Regions from separate parts of the Homo sapiens genome. Here all the other regions are linked to region 2. The links are chromatin contacts, found by Hi-C or POLR2A ChIA-PET in ENCODE. All regions are on one chromosome and are shown on one strand. The core of a region is the stretch at or near the end of the contact, and the rest is flanking DNA. Distances in the headings are between cores, read along the strand shown. Region 1 holds the start of PPTC7 (protein phosphatase targeting COQ7). Region 2 holds the start of IFT81 (intraflagellar transport 81). Region 3 has its middle 19 kb from the start of ARPC3.

Region 1 (3,215 bases), core at 435-2,934, 460 kb after region 2:
TTAAACTGAGAACAACCTTTCCAGTCCCATGTTCACAAACACTACATGTAGTAGAACCAAAGATACTAGGCAATTATTCTGAGATCAGATTAAAAAATAATTACTGTCATAAAAAAGTTACAGAATCATTTGTTCCAATGCCAAACTCTGCCTCAGCATATGAAATTTAAAGTAACCAAAAACTTAGTCTCACCTGGGAAGGGAAATCAAAGTGACATTTGAACCCAAGTTCAATGACAACACGTCCTTCAATTTCAAAGCGAGCGCATTGCTTTATTCATTCAAAGAGTTTTAACGGCACAATATCCCATAGCATACACAAAATCTCCTAAGGCGTACATTATGGTAAAGTTTCTGACTGCTTGTGAACTATATTTAGCCCTTTCTGCCAGCTCTCTCCGTAGTCTCCCACCCCCAAAAGGTATAACTGGAATAGGCCTCAGGGAGCACCTGTGGCCTGAAAAGGCTGTGACCAATCCTCAGAGCTTTACCGGCTGCAATCTACAAGTAGGCTCGACCATTCTATTTTGGATCAAGGAGACTCTGCCAACCCCCAAGTGACCGCAAGTGGACAAGATCAATTTGGGAGAAAACGCTGTGAGGGTTTTTTCGCCAAGCCAGCAGCCCCCACCGCCACACTCCGAAAAGGGTGAAGATTTGGTTACCATCCAGGCGGCGAAAGAATACGGCCGGGCTGTCTGGGGGCTCACGACTGCCTGTCGGCCGGCGATCCCGCAGCCTGGGCCGGGCTGTGGTGTCGGGAGCACGCGAAGAGGCAGGGATCCCCGGGGCATGCGGAGAGGGAACCAGAACGAGGTTAGGAGCCTGCAGGTGTCGCCCAGGGAGGGGACGAGGTCGCCCAGGGCTGGCACGGCCGAGTGAGACCGAGAGTGTGGCTCTGGACTCGGACAGACCGGTCACACTCTCGGGTTGTGACCTTGAGCACACGACTTGACCGCTGTGCGCCTTAGTTTCCTCCTCTCTAAAATGGGGGTCGTTCAAGCGGAAAACGCGCCTCGGAGCGCTTGGCACGGCGCCTGGCGCATAGTAAGCGCTCCCTCCATGTGAGCGCTCTGGCTCCTTTCGCCGCCGGGAGGAACTGGGGAAGCCCCGCGCGGGGAGTCCCCGGGAGGCGGATCCGAGGCTGGGGCAAGGGAACCGGGTCGGGGACTCACCGAGCACGTCCGCGGAACGGTGCCGGGCCACGAAGCACGCGTCGTCCCCGTAGCACGCGCCCTTCTTGAGGAGGCCCTTACGGAAGTCCTTCCCGAAGCCGCAGCCGGCCGTCACCAGTCCGTAGTCGCCGCCGCCGCCGCCGCCGGCCCTGGGGTCGGTCTGCGAGAGGCCGCCGAGCACGGCGCGGGCCACCAGCCGCCCGTACGAGAGGACCGAGAACATCGCCGCCGCCGCCCCCCCGAGGAGGCGGGGGGCCGGGGGAGCAGGAGGACGCGGAGGCCCGGAGCCGGCTCTCTCCTCAGCCGCAGTCGCGCCGCCGCTGGGGCGCTCCTCAGGGCGGCGCGCAGTGGCCGCCGCCGCCCCTGCCCGACGCGCGGGGCCTCGCACGCGCTCAGCCGCGCGCACCGGAGCCAGAGCGAGGTCAGAAGCGGCGGCTCCTCCGCCTCAGCCCAACTGAAGTCCCGGCTGCAGCGGCCGCCGCCGCCGCCGCCATCTTCCGCTCCACTAGCGTGTTCCGGGCGGTGCCGGCAGCACCGCCCCCTCCCTGGCCCTGCCCCTAGCCCCGCCCCGATTCACCGCTCAGGCCCAAGCCCAGCCCCTTGGGCTCGCTGCCTTATGCAGTCACCAAGGTTGAACATGCGCAGAGGGTGCGGACGCAGTGTCTCTTGGGAATTATAGTCCCGGAGTCGTAGTCACTTTTGACTTGGCTGCCAAAGATTTAGGACCTAGGGGGATTCCTCAGACGCGGGACCTATGTTAAGTTAGTAGGAATTGCAGGTGGGCCACGTGAGGGTTTTCTACCCTGTTTTAACCGTATCTTTTAAAGCCTGTTTTAAATAAATAACGCCACCATTCCTTTAAACAAAAACCTGCAAGAAACCAGAATGGAGTCACATAATGAGAAACAGAGGTACACAGATCTAGTGACACCTCCCCAAGTAATATACTGGAAGGATTTAGGGCGGCAAACTGTTTGGAAAGAAGAGACTTTTTGTAGTCTTTTAGGAAAAATTGAGAAAATGTTATGTGTCCCTATCAGAGTGGGAGGGGACACAGATGGTGTCATGTCCCTTTTGCTAACTGGCCTCTAGCCATGCTCACAGCTGTCTCAAGACCTTTGCCCTTGCTTTCGCTTCTACCCTTTGGAATGTAATTCGTTTACCTGAGGGTCCTGTGTTTTCTGTTGCTGTATCCCCAGAACACGTGAGCACCCAGTAAATATGTGAATGAATGAAAGAATGAATGAATATTTCACTAGATTCTAAGTTTCCCAAGGACAAGGATCATTTGCTGCTCAATTATTAGAATCTAAAGCAATGCCTGGCACACAGTAGGAGAGTGTGTAAATGTCTGTGGAATAAAAGAAGGAATAATGGGCTGGGCGTGGTGGCTCACACCTGTAATCCCAGCACTTTGGAAGGCCGAGGTGGGCAGATCACTTGAGGTCAGGAGTTCAACACCAGCCTGGCCAACATGGTCTCTACTGAAAATACAAAAAAAAATTAGCTGGGCTTGGTGACAAACGATTGTAATGCCAGCTACTCAGGAGGCTGAGACAGGAGAATCGCTTGAACCTGGGAGGCAGAGGTTGCAGTGAGCCGAGACAGCGCCACTGCATTCCAGCCTGGGAGACAGAGCTGGACTCCATCTCAAAAAAAAAAAAAGGAAGGAGTAATGGAATAAGAACACAAATGATAAAAGAAAGTCATGTTTGTTGAATACAGGAATGATTGAGTGAATGGGGTTCACAAACAACAGAAAATGAGCTTTGGGGCAAGTAATTCAATTTAGAGTAATTTTTAGTTTGATTGAAACATATATTTCTCAGAAACAGCAGTCTTTTTCTAGTTCACTTTTAACAAGACCATTGTTACTTTGGGGATTCCCACCTCGTTTTTAAATGGTCCTTTTTTATGCTTTCTTAATATATTTAAAATGCTGCCAACTATCAACTCAACACATATTATTCCGTTATCCTAATTACTGTCATCATTAAACACTTTTGCAGTTCACAGTGTGCCAAGTACTGTCTATATATA
Region 2 (2,873 bases), core at 350-2,849:
GATCCTTTTTAAGAGATGGGGGTCTCCTTCTGTTGCCCAGCCTGGAGTGCAATGGTGCCACCCCTGACCAATTTTTGCTTTTAATTTTTTGTAGAGAAAGGGTCTTGCTCTGTTACCCAGGCTGATCCTGAACTCCTGGGCTCAAAGTTATCTTGTTGCCTTGGTCTCTCAAAGTGCTGAGATTACAGGCGTGAGCCACGGTGCCAGGCCTAATTTTTACTGATCCTTAAACATCACTCCATTTGACAGAAACTTTCCTGATGGTATGGCCCCTTTGGCACCACCCTCCCCAAATAAACTTGAGGCCCTTAATCTGGGCTCCTAATCATTGGCTTCTCTTGTTACAGCATTTATCTCAATTGTATTGGTGTTGCCCCTTTAATAATCTCTGCCGGCACTAGACTGTCAGCTCCATCAGGGCAGGGGCCAGGTAAGTCCTGCCCTTCTGCATTTCCAGCAGCCTGTACAGTACAGGGCATATAGGAAATGCCTAATACGTAATCTGTTATTTTTTGTTGTGGTAAGTCTGATGCTAAAGCTATAGTTGGTTTCTCCTATGCTGTTTGAGCAGGCAACTAAGTTTTCAAGGTATCAATAATTTGATTTTTTTTCCTTCTCTTTCTTTCATTGCCAGCTGATATCACTAAGTATCGTGGTCTCTAGTCTAATAGAGGTTGGTTCAAAATACCATTTGCCAACTAAGGTCTCCCACAAACCAGCTAGTGCAAATTCCAGTAGACTTTTAAACCTCATCAGTGACTGGGCACAAAGATCTCCCTGCGTCCTGCGTGGGATGTGAACTCCATGAAGACCACAAGGAGGATTTAATTTATTTCTGCAGTCACCTAAAGAGAGCCCACTCAGAAGCCAAAGGAACATTAGGACACTTAGTTCTCCCACACCCCCTTTCAGGCTCTCAGCATACTCAAAACGTATTGGGTTTAAAAAAATTTAATTCCCAGTACAGGCAATGTGGCCCAGTAATGTGACACAGAAGCTGAAATCTCTATGATGAATGTGTCTTCTTTTAATCCTGCCAGAGCCTCACTACAATTGTTCCTATGCATAACCTAATTTGGAGATACTTATGTCAAAAACCTAAATTTGAAGCACTGGCCAAATGCTTGCTCATCCCAACCCCCCTACCACCCAGCCCTGCCTCAAAAACAAACAAAAATCATCACCCACGTTTGGCGCATGAATGCATGCATGCATGCATGAATGAATGAATGAATGAAACATCACACGCATTTAACATAGGTTAATCATGCAGAGAGTATTTTGTAAACTGCGAAGTGCAGGACTTTCGGGAAGCTTATTGTAGCGCGTCTAGGTCGGAGTAACAGTCCCAAATGCCCTCGGCTGTCTGCAGTGGCTCAGCACGTGGGCCCGCTTTGCAAGTAAGCCCGGCTCCCGTCCGCCCCGTCCGCCCCGCCCCGTCCCGCCCCGTCCCGTCCGCTCCGCCCCGCCCCGCCCCGTCCGCTCCGCCCCGCGCCCGTCCTCCCCGCCCTGGCCCGGCCCCGCCCCCCAGCTCGTGCGCGCGCGCGCGGGAGAGCGGCCGCTCGCCCGGAAGTGACGTAACTCTACGGCCTAGCAACCGTTGCCAAGGAGCTCGACTCTGGGAGCGGTCTAGAGCCCGGGCGCCTCCTGGGGGGTGGGGAAACGGTTTCGTGAGGAGAATTTGAGGTAACCTCGCCAACTCGCGGTCGGAAGCTCCTCTGAACCCCGAAATAGGAGAGAGCTCCCGTCCTCTCTCGGTCCTGATGCAGCACCTCGCAAGTGGAAGGGGTCGTCGCGGTTAAGCCCCCGGATAGGGGAATCGGGCCCCTTCTGGGATTCGAGCGGATCCAGGCCGCTCCCTGGAGGGATGAACTGTCGAGGGGCCCAGGGCAGCCCCCGCTAGAGGCCCGGTCGGGTGTGGGGTCCCCTGTCCCCTGTCCCGAGCCCGGGGAGGGGGACACTATTTCTGGTACTCCCAGGAGGCTGCGGGTCGATGCTCGTGCCAGCCTGGGACCCAGGCAGCACGGTTTCTCTCCCAAATTGTGCCAGAGAACACGCACGTCCTGGTTTTCATTGTTCCCCGCCTCCTGCGACTCGTTTGTGGGTGAGTGCTTGGGAATTAGCGCGGCGACTTCGCGCTAGAAGAGGGACAGTAATTGCTTTTGCTAATTTTAGAGCGCAGAGCCCGCTGGGCACAGACAGCCTTCCTGTTCAGTACATCTTTGTCCTTATCGAGTGACCATTTTTGCAGGCTGGTGGGCGACTTGGGGGGAACCCAACTGGTTTATTTTGCCTTCCTGGAAACGTTGTACTAGTTTATCCAGATTTTTTTTTAAGGGAAAAAAGAGTAGACCTATAGATAATTTCTAAATCATTTAAAATGAAATACATATTTCTGCACGCAAAGGTTATGACGTGGACTTTTACTTAAAATACTTTAAACAATGGAAAACTTGCACTTCCAATATGGATTTTAAAAAAAAACTTACGTAAAGGTTTTCCTTTTATAGCTTAAAGGAAACCTCAGATTTATTATAAGCCATGGTGGTTATCCTTCCTATCCTCTTTTGACTTATTTCTTAGCAATAATAATTATTTGTGCGTAATTTTTCATCATTGTGGAGAAATTATCTTTTTTATTTTATTTTTTCTGTTGAGACGGAGTCTCTCTCTGTCCCCCAGGCTGGAGTGCAGTGGCGCGATCTCGGCTCACTGCAACCTCCGCCTCCCGGGTTCAAGCAATTCTCCTGCCTCAGCCTCCCAAGTAGCTGGGACTACCGGCGCCCGCCACCACACCTGGCTAATTTTTGTATTTTTAGTAGAGACCGGGTTTCACCATGTTGGCCAGGCTGGCCTCGAACTCCTGACCTCAA
Region 3 (2,976 bases), core at 229-2,728, 310 kb after region 2:
CGCGCCAGCGCGAGAAATAGCCCTGGCTCGGAGTCCCAATTAGAGGACGGCTGAACTATTTTCAGTGTGTGCGTGTGTGTGTGTGTGTGTGTGTGTGTGTGTGTGTTCCCAGCATTCAACAATATGAAGTTGAGTTGCTTGATCAAAAATAATAAAATCTGGAGGCTGGGAGCAGTGGCTCACGCCTGTAGTCCTAGCACTCTGAGAGGCTGAAGCAGGAGGATCACTTGAGCCCAGGAGTTCGAGATCAGTGTGGGCAACATGGTGAGACCCCATCTTTATTTAAAAAAAAAAAAAAAAAAAAAAAAAGGCCGGGCGCGGTGGTTCACACCTGTAATCCCAGCACTTCAGGAGGCCGAGGCGGGTGGATCACGAGGTCAGGAGATTGAAACCATCCCGGCTAACACGGTGAAACCCCGTCTCTACTAAAAATACAAAAAATTAGCCGGGCGTGGTGGCGGGCGCCTGTAGTCCCAGCTACTCGGGAGGCTGAGGCAGGAGAATGGCATGAACCAGGGAGGCGGAGCTTGCAGTGAGCCGAGATGGTGCCACTGTACTCCAGCTTTGGCGACAGAGTGAGACTCCGTCTCAAAAAAAAAAAAAAAAAAAAAAAAAAAAAAAGAAGGGGAAGAAAATAAAAATCTGAGAACTATTACTAAATTACCTTGTCTAAAAAGTCAACATTATAATTGTTTTTAATGTCAGCATTACATTTCAATTAAAGCTGTATTTTAAAGTTCATACTATTGGACCGGGCGTGGTGGCTCACGCCTGTAATCCTAGCACTTTGGGAGGCTGAAGCGGGTGGATCACCTGAGGTCAGGAGTTTCAGACCAGCCTGGCCAACATGGTGTAACCTTGTCTCCACTAAAAATCCACAAATTAGCTGGGCATCGTGGCGCACGCCTGTAATCCCAGCTATTTGGGAGGCCGAGGCAGGAGAATCGCTTGAACCTAGGAGGTGCAGGTTGCAATGAGCTGAGATTGCGCCACTGCAATCCAGCCTGGGTGACAGAGCAAGGCTCTATCAAAAAAAAAAAATCAGACTATATTCATGTATAATTTATAATAAATCATTTGGAAATTGTCCTCTTGCATATATTAAAAAACAAAATATAACAAAACAAAACACCTACCACGATAAAGTCCCAAGGGGAAATGGTCCAGAAGCTAGTTCCAGCGCCTGTGGCCCGTGCGCCCCCTGCTGGCAGTAACGGAACTGGGAACAGGACCCAGAGTAAGCTGGTTTTCTATCATGATGGTTCCACAATTAAAAAAAAAAAAAAAAAAGGGGCCGGGCACGGTGGCTCACGCCTGTAATCCCAGCACTTTGGAGGGCCAAGGCGGGCGGATCACGAGGTCAGGAGATCGAGACCATCCTGGCTAACACGGTGGTCTCTACTAAAAATACAAAAAAGTTAGGGGGGCGTGGTGGCGGGCGCCTGTAGTCCCAGCTACTCGGCAGGCTGAGGCAGGAGAATGGCGTGAACCCGGAAGGCGGAGCGAGGCGGAGCTTGCAGTGAGCCGAGATCGCGCCACTGCTCTCCAGCCTGGGAGACAGAGCGAGACTACGTCTCAAAAATATATATATATCTATATAGATCTCTACAGATATCTAGATATCTATCTATATATATAGATATTTATCTATAGATATATCTACATATCTATATATAGATCTATATATCTACATATCTATATATAGATATATCTATATAGCTCTATATATCTACATATCTATATATAGATCTATATCTATCGATCTATATATCTAGATATATAGATCGATAGATCTATATCTAGATACATATCTAGATATATAGATCGATAGATCTATCTCTAGATATCTATAGATATCTCTAGATATCTAGATATGTCTATAGATATATATACATACATACATATATTTGGCTGGGCGCGGCGGCTCACGCTTATGCCAGCACTTTGGGAGGCCAAGGCAGGCGGATCACTTAAGGTCAGAAGTTTAAGACCAGCCTGGCCAACGTGGTGATATGTTTAAAATAAAATTTTTTTTTCTTTTTTGAGACAGGGTCTCAACTCTGTCGCCCAGGCTGGAGTGCAGTGGTGCGATCATGGCTCATAGCAGCCTCGACCTCTAGCCACCAGGCCTGGCCCCAAACCTGTAATCTTGAAATGAATCAGGGTGGCTTTCTCTCCTTTCTGACATGTCTGTAACCCCTGTGGCAGAAGTTCCAACCCAAACACCAAAACTCTGATTCTGGGTTAAGAATTTTAATTTAGGACAGGTGCAGTGGCTCATGCCTGTAATCCCAGTGTTTGGGAGGCTGAGGTGGGTGGATCACTTGAGTCCAGGAGTTTGAGACCAGCCTGGACAACACAGCAAAACCTTGTCTTGCTGGGCGCTGTGACTCACACCTGTAATCCCAGGACTTTAAGAGGCCGAGGTGGATGGATCACTTGAGGTCAGGAGTTTGAGACCAGCCTGGCCAATATGGTGAAGCCCCGTCTCTACTAAAAATACAAAATTAGCCAGGCGTGGTGGCACAAGCCTGTAATCCCAGTTACTCAGGAGGCTGAGGCAGGAGAATAGCTTGAACCTGGAAGGCAGAGGTTCCAGTGAGCCAAGATTGCACCACTGCACTCCAGCCTGGGAGACAGAGAGAGACTCAGTCTCAAAAAAAAAAAAAAAAAGCAAAAAACAAACCAAACCAAAACAAAAAACACAAAAAAACATGATACCCCATCTCTACCAAAAATACAAAATTAGCTGGGCCTGGAGATGTGTGCCTGTAGTCCCAGCTACTGGGGAGGCTAAGGCGAGAAGATTGTTTGAGCCCAAGAGGTCGAGGCTGCAGTGGGCCGTGTTCATGCCACTGCACTCCAGCCTGGGCAACAGTGATACCCTGTTTCAAAAACAAACAAACAAACAAATTTTAATTAAACAAACAAAACCCCCCACGACACACCACCACCACTCTTTTGGCTTCAGGACTG

Evidence for each region. A loop is a pair of places that touch in the nucleus more often than their neighbours do. ChIA-PET counts read pairs that join two places held with the same protein, here RNA polymerase II (POLR2A). Pooled maps may share reads with other maps.
Region 1: a map of naive thymus-derived CD4-positive, alpha-beta T cell shows a loop between it and region 2 (2.2-fold over the local background). The contact joins the promoter of PPTC7 here to the promoter of IFT81 in region 2. A Hi-C loop is called at or near these places in 1 of 168 maps with a recorded cell type or tissue (naive thymus-derived CD4-positive, alpha-beta T cell) and 11 of 50 pooled maps. POLR2A ChIA-PET finds 5 or more read pairs at or near these places in 2 of 52 experiments (activated T-cell and naive thymus-derived CD8-positive, alpha-beta T cell).
Region 3: a loop to region 2 is called in a map of CD4-positive, alpha-beta memory T cell, with 12 times the contacts of the local background. The contact joins the enhancer-like site here to the promoter of IFT81 in region 2. A Hi-C loop is called at or near these places in 1 of 168 maps with a recorded cell type or tissue (CD4-positive, alpha-beta memory T cell) and 11 of 50 pooled maps. POLR2A ChIA-PET finds 5 or more read pairs at or near these places in 17 of 52 experiments (A549, AG04449, AG04450 and 14 more).

The regions. Positions count from the first base shown.
Region 1 is chr12:110,581,634-110,584,848 of GRCh38, forward strand. PPTC7 (protein phosphatase targeting COQ7) reads right to left here and starts at 1,685. Exons shown (of 6, transcript NM_139283.2): 1 at 1,176-1,685. The coding sequence starts at 1,398. RefSeq lists silencers at 1,318-1,467, 1,508-1,837.
Region 2 is chr12:110,122,758-110,125,630 of GRCh38, forward strand. It overlaps IFT81 (intraflagellar transport 81), which reads left to right and starts at 1,600. Exons shown (of 19, transcript NM_014055.4): 1 at 1,600-2,104. RefSeq lists a silencer at 1,414-1,683.
Region 3 is chr12:110,430,338-110,433,313 of GRCh38, forward strand. It overlaps the pseudogene HMGA1P3. Among named protein-coding and RNA genes, the nearest start is that of ARPC3, 19 kb to the right of the region's middle. RefSeq lists an enhancer at 1,400-1,509. Within about 2 kb of position 1,479, at least 18 of the 41 ENCODE cell types and tissues checked have a DNase peak (open chromatin) inside an H3K27ac peak, as active enhancers do; they include HCT116 and endothelial cell of umbilical vein, where a contact is called at or near this core.